3 separate regions of the Homo sapiens genome follow, and all the other regions are linked to region 1. The links are chromatin contacts, found by Hi-C or POLR2A ChIA-PET in ENCODE. All regions are on one chromosome and are shown on one strand. Each heading gives the region's core, a stretch centred on a gene start or an enhancer-like site at or near the end of the contact. The rest is flanking DNA. Distances are from core to core; before and after follow the strand shown.

The links. A loop is a pair of places that touch in the nucleus more often than their neighbours do. ChIA-PET counts read pairs that join two places held with the same protein, here RNA polymerase II (POLR2A). Pooled maps may share reads with other maps.
Region 2: a loop to region 1 is called in a map of naive thymus-derived CD4-positive, alpha-beta T cell, with 5 times the contacts of the local background. The contact joins the promoter of REV3L here to the promoter of ZBTB24-DT in region 1. A Hi-C loop is called at or near these places in 1 of 168 maps with a recorded cell type or tissue (naive thymus-derived CD4-positive, alpha-beta T cell), 1 of 37 single-sample maps with no recorded cell type and 8 of 50 pooled maps. POLR2A ChIA-PET finds 5 or more read pairs at or near these places in 1 of 52 experiments (B cell).
Region 3: a loop to region 1 is called in a pooled map, with 9 times the contacts of the local background. The contact joins the promoter of RPF2 here to the promoter of ZBTB24-DT in region 1. A Hi-C loop is called at or near these places in 1 of 37 single-sample maps with no recorded cell type and 7 of 50 pooled maps. POLR2A ChIA-PET finds 5 or more read pairs at or near these places in 1 of 52 experiments (Panc1).

The regions. Positions count from the first base shown.
Region 1 is chr6:109,480,875-109,486,013 of GRCh38, forward strand. It overlaps ZBTB24-DT (ZBTB24 divergent transcript), which reads left to right and starts at 2,770. Exons shown (of 4, transcript NR_187591.1): 1 at 2,770-3,963. It overlaps ZBTB24 (zinc finger and BTB domain containing 24), which reads right to left and starts at 2,345. Exons shown (of 7, transcript NM_014797.3): 1 at 2,224-2,345; 2 at 201-1,180. The coding sequence starts at 1,152. RefSeq lists an enhancer at 1-337 and silencers at 2,036-2,325, 2,406-2,845.
Region 2 is chr6:111,480,154-111,485,292 of GRCh38, forward strand. REV3L (REV3 like, DNA directed polymerase zeta catalytic subunit) reads right to left here and starts at 3,065. Exons shown (of 32, transcript NM_001372078.1): 1 at 2,597-3,065. The coding sequence starts at 2,735. It also overlaps TRAF3IP2-AS1. RefSeq lists enhancers at 1,952-2,011, 3,852-4,211 and silencers at 2,382-2,461, 2,522-2,591, 2,652-2,951, 3,122-3,351, 3,392-3,781.
Region 3 is chr6:110,979,646-110,984,784 of GRCh38, forward strand. It overlaps RPF2 (ribosome production factor 2 homolog), which reads left to right and starts at 2,393. Exons shown (of 10, transcript NM_032194.3): 1 at 2,393-2,484. The coding sequence starts at 2,462.

The DNA.
Region 1 (5,139 bases), core at 1,520-4,019:
ATATGATTTTAATCATACAATGTATAATGAGGATATTACCCACCTTGCAGGATTGTGGAGAAAATTAACTGCAATAACATGTATAAAGGCTTTATTACAATGCCCATCACACAGAAGTTGCACAGTAAATGGAAGCTATTATTATCATCACTACTCCCAATTCTGCAACACACTGCAATCAGCTTTGAAAACATCATTACCTGTGTGGCTCCTCTGGTGGATTGCTAAAAAGTGATTGTACTTAAAGACCTTGCCACAGTCTTTACAGCGGGCCTCAGGGCCTCCAGGGCGCTTTCTCCTTCCACAGATCCTCTTGGCTGAACCATGGTCCTCTTGATCCCCAACAAGTTTGTAATCTTTAAGTTTGACGGATCTCCAAATCCTCCGCTTGCTGTATCGACTCTGGCTTGCCTGGCCATCCTCGGTCTTGGGATCATAGTTCTCATCTTTTTCAACTGGCATTTCCTCCTCTCTACTTGGCTCACAAGTAGGCTCCGATTCTTCCTTTTCTTTTGCTGCAATTTGCTCATTCAGTACACCACTGTCTCCTTTAACCACAAAGTTTTGTCTATTCTGAACTGAATTGTTCACTCTTAACTGTATTTCTTCCTCTGCAGCCAGTTCTGATTTCTCCTCCTGCAATGTATTGACTTTTTTTGGTCTTCCCCGTTTCCGCTTTGGAGGATCGTTTTTCTTATTAGAGATAACAACCACTGGGGCACCAGCAGTGTTCAAAGTTGTTGGCTTTGGGGAGCTATGATTATTTTGGAAGTCTGTGTAAGCCTTTACCAGGTCATAGACTTTTAAGAACTGAGCAGTAGCCAGGATTTGTTCTGTACTTTTCTCACTGGCATGGAGATAACCTGTGTAGATAAATTCCAGCAGGATACCAAAGGTGTCTGCAACCATGCCTTCCAGCATATAAATGGATTGGCCGATTTCCCCCTCTTCTGCAAACATCATTGAGAAGTATTCACTACTGGCAGCAAGTAAGGCTTTGTGGGCCCGGAAATGTACATTCTCCACGATTAAAGTAATGTCACAGAGGAAGCCTTTCTTCCTCTGATCCTCAAAACTGGCCAGCACAGTGTCACTGTGAGCGTCTGAGTGTACAACAAGCTGCCCAGAAGGCTCTGGCGATGTTTCTGCCATTTTCTTCAGAAGCCACTAAGGGTTAAATCTGAAATAAGAAAACAAGGTTTAAAAAGGAGAAAGCACTGTCTAAAAGGTTAATGCCAGCCCACATGAACTTCCTATTCACTTCACATCATTAACTGAATTTTACCATTACCATTTTTGTCTGTCTACAAACTTAGCTCTGGGCCCGGGCGCAGTGGCCTCACGCCTGTAATCCCAGCACTTTGGGAGGCCGAGGCCGACGGATCACTTGAGACCAGCCTGGGCAACATGGAGAGAATTCATCTATACAAAAAATACAAAAATTAGCCTGGCGTGGTGGCGCCCGCCTGTGGTCCCAGCTACTCAGGAGGCTGCGGCAGGAGCATCACCTGAGCCTGGGAGTTCGAGGTTGCCGTGAGCCGTGATCGTGCCACTGCACTCCAGCCTGGGCGACAGAACGAGACCACCACCTCAAAAAACAAAAACAAAACAACTTAGCTCGCGGTTTTTTTTTTTTGAGACGGAGTCTCGCTCTATCGCCCAGGCTGGAGTGCAGTGGCGCAATCTCGGCTCACTGCAACCTCCGCCTCCCAGGTTCAAGCAATTCTCTCCCTCAGCCTCCTGCCGCACATTAACTAGCTGAGTGACTCTCCAGTATTCATGGAACGGTTCAGGGTCTACCTTCTATAAAATGAAGGAATGGGATTAACCATCTCCAAAATCCTCCGCAAGCACGAACTTTCTATGGTTGCACAACTATTTCAGGGAGAACGAAGCTGCCTCCATCTCCCAGATTATTAGCCATTTCGTATGTGGGAACCAATGTGAAGAGTGAAGAAATGTGCACGTGCAAAGTGAATGTGAGGTAGCTGCAATAAAATACTAATAACTTAAGCTGCGTGGGGCCGCCAGACACACTAGGGGCGGCGCGGAGCCCCCCGCAGCCCCGGGTGGTCCCAGCAGGGAGAGGTGGCGCGGAAAGACCCCCACCTCCCCGCCCAGGCCCCGCGGGCCCGACTGGGGAGCACACGGCGGGGGAGGGGTCGGCGCGGCAGACCTACCGCTCAGGGGCGCCCGGTGGGGTCCGGGTCGCTGCCAACTCACCCGGCGGCCTGGCGGGAGACCCACGCCGGGGCCCGCTGGCCCTCCGCTCCGCCCCGCCCGCCTCTGGGGCTTCTGCGCCGCACCGGTTTCTGCTCCTGCGCCGCCGCCGCAGCCACAGCCACAGCCAACCCGGAAGCGCGGCGCCAAGAGCCGCTTGCGCGCGGACGCCGAACCACGTGGCCCGCAGAGGCGCCCCTGGAGGTGGGGGCCACGAGAGCGGCGGGGAGGGGAAGGGAGGTGAGGGGCGGGGCGGGGCGAGATGGCGGGGCGGGGCGGGGCGGGGCAAGGCGGGGCAAGGCAGGGCAAGGCGGGGCGCGAAGGCAGTTCAAGGGTTGGGGCGTGGCAGGGGAGGGGAGGGGCAAGGCGGGGCGAGAATGCAGGCCTGGGGTCGGGGGAGCCGCGGCGGGGCGGGGCAGGGCGGGGCGAGATGGCAGGCCCGGGGCTTTGGGGCCGGGGCCGGGGCCGGGGCCGGGGCAGGGCGGGGAGGGGCGCGGCTTCGGAGGAGGGACAGTGGCCGGGGCGGGGCGCGGCCAGGGGCGGGGCGGTGTCGGCGCCCGAGGTCCTGCGTGTGGCACTGCCGGGGAGCCCAGGCAGGAGCGACTTTTGCGGTGAATTGGGGGCAATGGACAGGAGAGGCGTTGTGACCCCTCCCTTTGGGAAGTTTTATATCGTATTAAACTGTTAGCTCAACGCCAATACCTTAATTTTATCTCTTCTCCGACACCGAATCTGGTGTTGTTCTTGAATGTATAAAGGCATGAAATCCCCCTTACCGTCATCATCATTGTCATCATCATCACCATCGTCATTATCTAGTGCTAATATAATAACTATTACTTACCTCCTAAATGTTTTTCACATCTGCCTCCTTTTCCTCCCCACTCCTGATGCCTTAGTCTAAGGGAATGAAGAGAGCACTGCAGTCAGAGAAACCTGGGTTCTGAGAGATCTTGGGCAAATTACTTACCCTCACAACTTCTTTACCTTACCTGTAAAATGGAGATGTTAACACTAGTGCCACTTTGGTAGGGTTGCTATTGCATAAACAAAATTAAGTATGTAATGGGCTTAGGAAATGCCTGGTTTAATTCGTCTGCTGTGATTAAAATGATCATTATTATTCAAACTTTCATCATCTTTGTTCAATAGACTGTTTCTAACTGGTCTCAGCTGCAGCGTTGTTCTCTTTAATTCGCAGAAGTACAGAGGATTTCTCCAAGTACATATGAGATCCAGAGACTAGAGTCACTCCTTGGCTTAGAATCCATGTGGCTCCCACATGCCCTCTGGATAAAGTCCAGGCTTCTTAATGTGGTCTACAAGCCCCATCCAGATCTACTCCCCACCTGCTTCCATCCATTTATTTCAGCATTTTCTCTCTCTTAGCCAATACCTAATTACTTATTTTTCTGCCCATTTCCAGATTCCCAACATGCCATCTATAGCCTCCCTGATCTTGAACCGGAGGTGTAATTAGCAACCTGGCTCTTACATTTTTACTAGATTTTATTAAAACTAGCTCAAGCCACACATGCTCCTTCTCTGAGGTTTCCCTTTCATATTGAATTGTCTCTAAGTCCTCTGGATTTGTGGGGGTACAAGTGGGATGGGGAGCGCTCCCTGACTTCTGCATACCAGCAGGAAGTTAGCTACCTCATTGTTTCTTGCTGCTACGAGGGTTGCAGTCAAATCACTGTCCCTCCAGAGGTCCTCAACGGCATAAGAAGACTCAGTGCCAAGGTAAGCCAGGTACTTCCATTTCCTCATTCAATCATTGCTCACTGGAGCATAATCCTGCGAGGAAAGACTGAGTCTGGAGGATCTTCCAGCATCAGCCACCCACAACACAGACTAGCCCTTTCTTCAAGGCAATTTTGTTTTGGATCCATACTGACTTTTTCAAAACTTTTGTTCTTGTTAAGGCCAGCCGGTCTACCCCTAACAGGTCTTCTTAAATTTAAATCTTGCAGAACAGGATTTGGGGTGTCATACATTCATCTAACAGATATTTATCGAGTGTCTACTAAGAGCCAGACATTGGCGTCAGGTGTTGGGGATACAGCAACTAACAAGGCCTTTGCTCTCATGAAGCTTACATTCTACTAAGGGGAGACAGGACAAATATACAAGTAAACTAATGAATAATAGTTTCAGAAAGTGTTAAATTTTATAAAGAATGATGATGGAGACTGACAGGGAAGTGAAATCAGGATAGGGTGACATTTGAGCTGAGATCTGAATGACATGGAGACAGCTGTGGGAAGATCTGGAATAAAAATGTTCTAGGCAAGGGAAAAGCAAGCATAAAGGCTCAGACTGGGAAGGAGCATCTGATGAACGGCAAGGACTGTGTGGCTGGAGCACAGTGAGTGAGGGGCAGCAGATGGAGTGGAGAGTTGCCAGATTTCACAAATAAAGACACAGGACACCCATTTAAAAAAATAAATGCTGCCTCAGCCTCCCATGCTGGGATTACAGGCATGAGCCACCTATACCCAGCCAACAAAGAATTTTTTTTCATATAAATTTAGTGTAGCTTAGAGCGTACAATGTTTATAACGTCTACAGTAGTGTATAGCCATGTCTTAGGCCTTCACATTCACTCACCACTCACTCACTGACTCACCCAGAGCAACTCCTATTCCTGTAAGCTCCATTCATGGTAAGTGCCCTACACAGGTGTACTTTTTTTTTCTTTTATACTGTTTTGTTTTGAGACAAAATCCCACCCTGTTGCCTAGGCTGGAGTGCAGTGACATGATCTCAGCTCACTGTGACTTCTACCTCCTGGTCTCAGGTGATCCTCCCCACTTAGCCTTCTGAGTAGTTGGGACTGCAGACATATGCTACCACACTCCACTATTTTTTTTTTTCCGTATTTTTTGTAGTGATGAGGTTTTGCCATGTGGCCCAGGC
Region 2 (5,139 bases), core at 1,815-4,314, 2.0 Mb after region 1:
GTAAAGCATTAAGGACCTCCCAAAGTAATTCTTATATATGAAAAAAGTATGTTTATGCTATTTTATGTAGCATAGGTTTATCATGTGTTACACATTTTTATTACCTTATTTTACTTGTTAGTAAAGATATAAACTATAAAGATATAATACAAACCATGTTTATATCTTTGCATTATGTTTACATCTTTACTTTCAAATAAATCTGTCTTCATTAAAAATTCTAGCATTCAGAGTTTTACTAAGTCAGACTGGCCTCTCTTTTATATTAATAATTTTCAAGTTTTATTTTATTGGACTAGTTTTCCTTGGGGAGATAATTCAAAAGCAGGTAATTCTGCAGTTTTTGATTATGTTTAATTAATATTAATCTCACTGGGAGTTTCTGACGTGCTAATAAAAATGCTGGCTTGGTTTATGAAAAGTGTAAACTCTAAATGTATGCCAATGACTTCAAATTTTTTCTTGTTGAAACAAACATTTTGTTGGAAACTGTGAACTACATGGCAAATTCAATTTGATAATCCTTAACAATTTAAAATTTGACTTTCTCTGTATCAAGTTTTATGTCTTTCAATGTACATATAAAAAGTGTTACTTTTTAATTCATTTAAAATATAAATTTCAAAGTATGTACCAAAAAAAAAACCCCAATGGGGGTTTTTAGTCTTTGGTTTTTTCGTTTTTGTTTTTTTTTTTTTTTTTAAGGTGCTGGTAATCTATTGTGGGATGTCCATGAAGGATTAAATAGGAAATAGTTAATGTGTCTTTTAAAAAATATTCAGGAAAACAACAGTATATAATATTCTTTATTTTTTAAGGAACATTTCCTCACGTAATAGAATTACATTAGCTTACAGTGAAACTCATTTATTTCCACAAACGAAACTTTCCTATACAACAAAGCTTGACTATCTCTCAGGAAAACATATTTAATGACTTGTGTGGAGGAGAAAAAATTATGTGTGGAAAAGTAACTCAAACCATACAAGCTGTAATACACAGAAATGCCACAGTATATCCTATTAGCATGTCACTTTATGATTCGGAAATTTGGCTGAACAGGGCCATATCAACTTCACTATTTTATCCTTCCTCTGCATCTGAAGTGAGAACAGTGCATTACACTGAAATTCCAATTGGAAACAAAGACAGCACCACTATATTTAAAAGGGCAGAAAACCTATCTTATAGAACACTTCATCGCCTCGATTTCCCAGCCTCCAAAGTTTCAAGTGTTACACTTTCAACACGTTAAAAGCACTCAAATTCCCCATCTTTCAAGGTTCATATCAAAATCATATTCACTAGTTTAAATAGGAATATGCTACCAAATCTCACAACATTGACATTTTAACAAAGAGAATTCACATTAAAAGATAACTGCTTTAAAATGAGTGCTTGTGTTTGGGAAAGCGCTATTATCTTGGTAGTCCACAGAAACTGACTGTAGTAATAAGATGAATGGTGATGAGGGCAAGGAGCATCAAGTGGGAAATGCTATCTAAAATCCCATAGGGCAATTCATAGCTAGAGGGAAGAACAACCTTTCCTAAGATGCATTATTTCCTAGAACTCCATTATTTCATGGAAGCAGTTCAAAGCATGCAAAAAAGCAAAACCATTTTAAAACACCTAGTAAACTGGGCCTCTATCTTTTTTATATTATCATAAGCCCCAGGAGTTTTTGAGAACGTACCTTCTGTCACGGCTGTCTCCCCTTCCCATCCCTTCTTCAACATAGTTGTGTTTAAAAAATATATACCTGTACTTAAAACGCAATCCTACAGCCCAGCCTAGGAGCATTTCAAAATGTCTGTGCTGCTGAGTCTGGCTGTGGTTCCTAATAAATTCACCCCATTAAGTGTGATGTTTTAGGTTGGGCAACATAAACACGCATTTCCTACTTCCATGGATGCACATTTCCTGAAAGCACTGCACCTAAGGATGCTGCCCTGTCCCCCGACGCTCAGGCACTAAACTCTAAGGAGTCACGACCTGCACTCACAGCAGAGCCACACGGTCACCCCAGTGAGAAAGATTATCTGGCCCCAAGCGCCACTCTCTCCGGCCCACTGCATCTCCGGAACTGGCAGAGGAGAGCGAGGGTGAGAAGAGACCATGGGGAGCGACTGACAACAAGGCTGACACTTCCCCGTTTCCAGAAAGCGGCACTTGGGGGACACAAGGGATGTCCCACTAGCGACCGACCTCAGAGCAGGCCCTACGAACCCGTCCACCGATGGACATGGCGCGGCCACCTGGCCCGCCGTCCGGGGCGCCCGCGGCTTTCGCTCTCCCGGCCCGCGCCCTGGAGTGCGGCTCCCGCTCCCGGCCGCCACACGCAGTCTAAACACGCGGCGCTCGCCACCTCCCTGCCCGGGGGTGGGGGCGCCGCGCAGCGCTCGCGCGGACCCACATTTTTGCGGCTCTTGTCACGCACGAGAGAAAAGGCGAGGAGGGCGGAGGGGAGGGAAGACGCGGCAGCGATCCACGGAGACGGCCGGCGCCGGTGGCGTGTGCGCGTGTGCGCGGCGGGGAGGGCGGCCCCGGCGCCCCGCCGACTCCCGCTCCCGCCCCGCGCCCGGCGCCCGCTTACCTGCCGGGGTCGCTCCGAAGACTCGCACCACCGGCACCTTCTTGACAGGGGCCTGGGTGAGGGGGGATTGGCAGGTATCCAGCCCCTGCAGCGGGCTGGCCATGTAGTAGTCTGCAGTCACTATCCTTACTGAAAACATGTTCGCCGCCGCCGCCACTGCCTCCCTTCACTGGCGACCCGGCAGCGGCAGCAGCAGCGGCGGCGGCTCCCTCCGCAGCGGCGGCGGCGCCCCCTCCCCTTCTCGGCACGGCCCCCTCCCCTCACACAGAGGCACCTCGAGGAGCGGCGGGCGGGGCGGTGTAGGCGCTGCTGCCGCCGCCTCCTCAGGAGCACCCGGCAAGGGGCCGCAGGAGAGAAGCCCTCGAGCTTTCGTCGGTGCTGGTGCTGCCGCCACTGCCGCCACCGCCGGGAATCACACGGGCTCCTCGGTCCCAGGCTGCAGCTCTTGTTGCCATGATGATGATGTCACGGACGCAACCACTGGGGGGAGGGGAGAGGGGGGTGTGTGTGGCGAAGGGAGGCTGCGAGTAGTGCGGGGGAGGGGGCTCGGCGGGAAAAGGAGCGAGAGGGCGGGCGCCCGGGCGGGACACGGAGGGCGGGGGCCGAGAAGGGGCTTTCTCCCCCTCCCCGGGCACGCGGCGAGGGAGGCGGCCGGCGGCCGGCAGCGCCCGCGCGGGATCGATGACTCGGCTGGCGGGCACGGTCACCTGGGTGAGGGGCAGCGGAAGGGGCGGCGGAGCACCGATCTCATGGATGGGCTCCGAGGGGCTTGCGGGAGGGGGGCGCCAGTGTTCGGGGCCGTTTTGGCGGCTATGCAGGATTGGCAGGAGCTGCGATGCTCACACTTGCCTCGCCGACCGCCATTTCACATCCAGCAGAGGAGGCGGGGGCAGCCGCTGAGACGGTTTTTCACAAGGTAAGAAAATCCGCCCGCGTGAGGAGGGAGGCGAGGCGCAGATCTCGTGCCGCTGCGGCCTCGCGGGAGGGAAGGGCGGGCGGGCGGCGGAACGGGCGGGGCCGGGTGCGGACGCAGCCGGCCCTTCTCAGGTAACGCCGCGGCTCCGCGCGTGGCCCGGGGGCGGTGCGAAGGGTGGGGGCGCGCGGGCGCGGGCTTCGGCCTATAAAAGGGCCGCCCTGGCGTTCCCCCTTCCCGAACGTGCCGCGCGAGCCGCGGTGCCCCCTCCTCTTTGCTGCTGCAGTGTCTGCGCCGGGCCATTTAATGAGATTTATTCACGCACGGCTCTTCTCAGCTTTGCGAGGGGTTGGCAGATCCAGTGCACAGGGATTTCCCACTACCGTGTTTTTCTCCCGCCCCCTTCCTTCCCTCTCGTCCTAATACATCCTTCGTTGGTTTCCTCGGCCCCGCAGGCTGCGTCCCGGGCACGCGCAAGTACATGTAAGGACTTGTCAGCTGCCGGTGACCTCCCTCCTCCCTCGTCGCTCCTCCCCCAGCGGAATGTAGGATTAACAGTCTTTCCGAGAAAATTTTGGCCAAAGAAAAAGGCCTGTGAAAGTCACCGCGTTAGACGTGGCCTCCTCGTGTTTTTCACTAACACGTTATGGAAGGTTTTACTACCCGAAGGCATAAAAGCACCACCGTGGGGAAGGGCCGTTTTGAATAAACAACTTTATTCAAAAATCGAGAGGGGGTGAAGCGATGCAGTTAGGGAATTTTTGTTTTAAAGAGTAGTAACATGCAGCTGGCTTGGCTATTAAATTGGAAACAAGGGGTTCCTCTCTGACTTGGCCACTGATATTGGGCGTGACCTTGGACAAATAATTTTGTTTCTTTGGGCTCAGTTTCTACATATGTAAAACGGGAAGGTTTCTCTTAAAAACTAATCCTGAAGGGTTTCTTCTCAACAAAAAGATGCAAGCTGTAGGAGGCAGAAAGCGTGGGTTCAAGTTCGAAATTTGCCCCTGAATTAGGACCCTTGACACATTTCTAACCCATCCAAGTAGAGATCGTTCTTTTACATTTGTGTGTTATACAGGTGCATTTTAGTGGTTACCAGGTTGCCACGTATTTGAAGTGGTGTGAGAGCTACTCGTTTGGAACCGTTGTGGATTTTCAAATAGGAAAATCAAAAGGCCCAAAGAGACAGCTCACTGGTAAGAAGCTGTCTATAAATTCCCTAACATATAAATGCTATAATAAGAACTTACGCTCCGAGGGATTTGAGACTGATTACTACAGTAAATTAGCTTGTAGTTTTTAACCTCAGAGCATGATTATAAACATACGTGGCAAGATTTCTACTAATATGCTGGAAATTAGCTAATATTTTTAAGAGGCAAAATCTCTTGATCTGAAATTTTAGAAGGCTATAGAAGTGATTTTAAAATATGACTACCATGCTAAAATGTATTTTTTATAAAATAAATATTTTGTACACGCCGAATGTCAGATACACAATATCAGTGATTCTCAGTGTTCCATGACACCTAGAATTCTTTAAGTGTTGATATTTTGGCTCTTACTGAATTATATTTTGGGGGATGGGGCCTGGGAATCTGTATTGTTAGCAACACTACTTGCCACC
Region 3 (5,139 bases), core at 1,143-3,642, 1.5 Mb after region 1:
GTATGCAGACAGTCTACAGAAGCTGGAAAAAGCCAAGAAACCGATTCTCCCCTGAAGCCTCCAGGTGGAATGTAGTCCTACTGACTTCTTCATTTTATTTATTTATTTATTTAATTTATTTATTTATTTACTTAAGAGACGGAGTCTTACTCTGTTGCCCAGGCTGGAGTGCAGTGGTGCGATCTCAGCTTACCGCAACCTCCACCTCCCAGGTTCCAGTGATTCTCTTGCCCCAGCTTCCCAAGTAGCTGGGACTAGAGGCGTGCCACCACGCCTGGCTGATTTTTTGTATTTTTAGTAGAGATCGGGTTTCATGGTGTTAGCCAGGATGGTCTTGATCTCCTGACCTCATGATCCGCCCACCTCAGCCTTCCAAAGTGCTGGGTACAGGTGTGAGCCACTGCTTCCGGCCTACATTTTAGACCTGCAAAACTGATTTCAGACTTCTGACTTCCTGAAGTATAAAATAATAAATGTGTGATAATTTGTTACAACAGAAATAGGAAACTAATACCAAACTCTCTTACATTGCTCATGGGAATTTAAGTGGTGCAGGTGCTTTGGAAAACAGTTTACCAGTGCCTCAAAATGTTACACTTAAGAGTCAGCATATGACCCAGCAATTTTTCTCCTAGAGAATTGAAAATGTATGTCCACACAAAAATTTGTACACTAATATTCAAAGCAGCTGGGTGTGGTGGCACGCGCTTGTGGTCCCAGCTACTCGAGAGGCTGAAGCACTAGAATCACTTGAACCCAGGAGATGGAGGTTGCAGTAACCTGAGATTGCATCACTGCACTCCAGCCTGTGTGACAGAGTGAGACTCTGTCTCAGAAACAAAACAAAGCAAAGCAAAACAAAACAAAAAAACACAAAGCAGCATAATCCATAATAGCCAAAAAATAGGAACCATTCAAATGTACATAAGCTGCCGGGTACAGTAGCTCACGCCTGTATTCCTAGCACTTTGAGAGGCCAAGGCGGGTGGATTACCTGAGCTCAGAAGTTCAAGACCAGCCTGGCCAACATGGTGAAACCCTGTCTCTACTAAAAAATACAAAAGTTAGCAAGGTGTGGTGGTGCGTGCATGTAATCCCAGCTACTTGGGAGGCTGAGGCAGAACTGCTTGAACCCGGGAGGTGGACGGCGCAGTAAGCCAAGATCGCACCACTGCACTTCAGCCCTGGCGACAGAGCAAGACTATGTCTAAAATAAAAAAAGTACCTAGGTTGATAAATGGATAAACAAAATGTGGTATATCCATACAAAGGAATATTATTCAGTCCTAACAAAATGGAAGTACTGATCCACGCTACATGTATGAACCTCAAAAAGATAGTGAAAGAAGTCAAACACAAAAGGCCATACGTTGCACGAAACCATTTATATATGTTCAGAATAGGCAAATCCATTGAACATAAAGTAGATTATTGGTTGCCAAGGGCTGGCAGGAGGGGGAAGTGGGGCATGGACTGCTACTGGGTGTGTGTGTCAGGGGGGTTCTTTTTGAGGTGATTAAATATTCTGGAATTAGTGGTGATATTTGCACATCTTTGTGAATACACCAAAAATCACTGAATTGTACACTGTAAAGGGGTACATTTTATGGTATGTGAAGTATATGGTAACTTAAAAACTGGGGAAAAATCACGAACAGCAGTACATTTTCTGCGCATCTTTTATGTACTAGGCAACTGTGGTAGTCATAAATTCTGTCACACAGATCGCATAGTTGTCAATAGTGCCCCTTTCACATCAATGTTTTTAGTGCTTATGTGAGTACCTACCGTGCAATCAATCAACCTTTCTAGCATCCTGGGATTCCTTGAAGAATAAAATCTGGTTTCTGAATACCTGACTCCAGGTATGCACACTAGCGCGTACATCAAACTGCGAGGGTCTATGTTATTTTATTTTATTTTTATTTTATTTTTGAGACGAAGTCTCGCTCTGTCACCCAGGCTGGAGTGCAGTGGCGCGATCTCCGCTCACTGCAACCTCCGCCTCCCGGGTTCAAGCAGTTCTCCCTGCCTCAGCCTCCCGAGTAGCTGGGGTTAGAGGCGCCCGCCACCACGCCCGGCTAATTTTTGTATTTTTAGTAGAGACGGGGTTTCGCCATGTTGGCCAGGCTGGTCTCGAACTCCTGTTATCAGGTAATCCGCCCGCCTGGGCCTCCCAAAATCCTGGGATTACAGGCGTGAGCCACCACGCCCGGCCAGTGTTACTTAAAAGTATTACCTCGCACCTGTAACTCCAGGAAAGAGCCGGGGCAAAAATCCGTAACCAAGACAACAGGGCGCGATTCCAATCAAGATGGCCGCCAGCGCCTCTAGACGCCCTCTACGAGGCCGTCCCCGGAAGTGGCGTTACGCGCAGCTTCCGGTTCCGCCTGTTCCGGCGCACGTAATCGCCGAGGGCACGTGCATGCCCCCTGGTTAAGAGTTGCAGGTAGCGGTAGCGATGGACACTCTGGATCGAGTAGTGTAAGTGCGCTGGGTCTCAGCCCCGGGGAGCGTTGGGGTGAAAGGGTCCCGTGATGAGGGTGGTACTGTCTCGGCCTCTCACTCTTCCTGGTTACCCCTCTAATTACCTGGGTGGGGGCCGATCGATCACCAGCCCGGGTCCTCCTCAGCGCGAGCTGCTTGCCAGGAGACAGTGGGGAAGCTCTCAAGTGGGAGCCGTGGGATGGGAGGGATGTGGGATTGAAGCGTTGGCCGCTTTTATCCTAGCCAGTTGAAAAACGTCTGACTTCCGAAGTATGAGACAGATGGTATAGTGGGGTTAGGAGCACAGCCCTCGGAATCCGACAGATCTGAGTGACAGTCTGGCGCGTCCACTTAAAGCTTTGTGACTTTGGGTCATTAAATATCTCTAAATCTTAGCTTATTCTGTAAAATAGCGCTCACCATAGTCATACTTCATAGAGCTGTGAGGGTTAGTTTCGAGAATGTATGTAGAGCCTTTGCTGCAGCACGTAGAAATGTTCATTAGTTTTTTCTTTTCCTTCCAACTTTGTACACTCCTCTGAGTTATCCTTGAATGATACCTGTTTTAAATTTGTTCAAGAATATTTGGGCTAAACAGCCCTGCTGTTACTTGCTGTGATTTTCTTGCTATTTACCTAAGTTAACATGTATCCAAAACGACAGTTTTAGTCATTCAGAGATTTTGCACACCTGCTATGCCTCTAGCTGTTTGGACTACAAAGAGTAGTTTACTAGGTATTGGGACTAGTTCACACGTTAATTGGGAGCAGGCAGCTAATAAAACATGTTAATTGCTATTTGCATTTGTTGCTGTTTAATGAGATACAAAAGATAGAATAATTTGTATCTTTATCAACCAGTAAATGATCAGAAGCTTTATATGTGACATTATATCTGGAGGAGTATTTTAAAAATCTACATGGGAAACTTAAGTGTATGTATGGTCTCTTTTTCTTCCCAAAGTGTCCATGGGACTGGACGAGGGAGGGTCATAATTATTTGGGAGGAAGAATTCTTTCAGTAGATGGCAGAGAACTGTCTGAAAAGCAAGGTGCTCATTGTAGAGGAAGCAGAGGTGAAGCCCCTCTTTTGAACAGAAGTGTGTAAAAACATGCCACTCCTACTGTCACATCATAAAGTCAGAATAATGAATTTATTTTCCCTTCATATTTTACAGGGTAATTGGTCTAGACGAATTTTTAAATCTAGCTTTAAAAAATTTGTTTTTTTTTGAGACAGGGTATCACTCTGTCACCCAGGCTGGAGTGCAGTAGCCCCATCACAGCTCACTGCAGCCTCGACCTCCCTGGGATCAAGCAGTCCTCCTACCTCAGCCTGCTGAGTAGCTGGGACTATAGGCGCACACCACCACAGCTAATTTTTGTATTTTTTGTAGAGACAGGGTTTTGCATTGTTGCCCAGGCTGGTCTCGAACTTCTGGGCTCAGTGATCCATCCACCTTGGCCTCCTAGAGTGTTTTTATTACAGGCTGTGGGCCACCTCCCAGCCCTAGCTCATTTTAAAAATTGGCCTGTTTACTTGCTGTGTGATCTTGGGCACATTACCTGTCTGTTCAATTGCCTCATCTGTAAAGTGAAGATAAGAATTGTAACTCGCGCGTGGAGGCTCACGCCTGTAATCCCAGCACTTTGGGAGGCTGAGGCGGGGGGGTGGGTCACGAGGTCAGGAGATCGAGACCATCCTGGCTAACACGGTGAAACCTCGTCTGTACTAAAAATACAAAAAATTAGCCGGGCGTCGTGGCGGGCGCCTGTAGTCCCAGCTACTCGGGAGGCTGAGGCAGGAGAATGGCGTGAACCTGGGAGACGGAGCTTGCAGTGAGCCGAGATCGCACCACTGCACTCCAGCCTGGGCGACAGAGCGAGACTCTGTCTCAAAAAAATAAATAAATAAATAAATAAGAATTGTAACTCTCAGGATTGTGGTGAAGATTAAGCCTTAATAGAGTGACTCCATGTAAACATCAGCCTTATTATTCCCCATTGTTGGCAATAATACTGGCATTCTCAGCAATGATGTTGGAGTGCAACAGTGTATACTTCCTGGCAGGCATTGTGGTCTTAAACCTAAAAGAAAAATAAGCAGTCGTTAGTCTTATGTTTAGTAAATGTCCACAGGTTGATCAGCAGTTGATGCTCAATTCTTTGTATTAGGGTACAGGATACAGTTTGACTACTTAAAGTTTGAAGAAAAAAGAAGAGTAAGAAAGAGTAAGAGAAAAAAAACAGCAACAGTATTTACTTGAGCCTTTTATTTTTTACTTAAAAAAAAGATTGGAAAGAGCAGTAATAAAAGAATGGTGGGAATACAAAAATGAAAGCTTTTTTTTAAAAGCTATCAAAACACTTATTTAACAATAATAAGGAAATATCTTTTACTAATATCTACCAAAAAAGTGAGATTTTGGCCGGCCCTTGTGGCTCGCACCTGTAATCCCAGCACTTTGGGAGCCGAGGTGAGCGGATCACCTGAGGTCAGTAGTTCGAGAATAGCCTGACCAACATGGCGAAACCCTGTCTCTGCTAAAAATACAAAAATTACCCAGGCGTGGTGGTGTGTGCCTGTAATTCTAGCTACTCGGGAGGCTGAGGCAGGAGAATTGCTTGAACTCAGGAGGTGGATGTTGCAGTG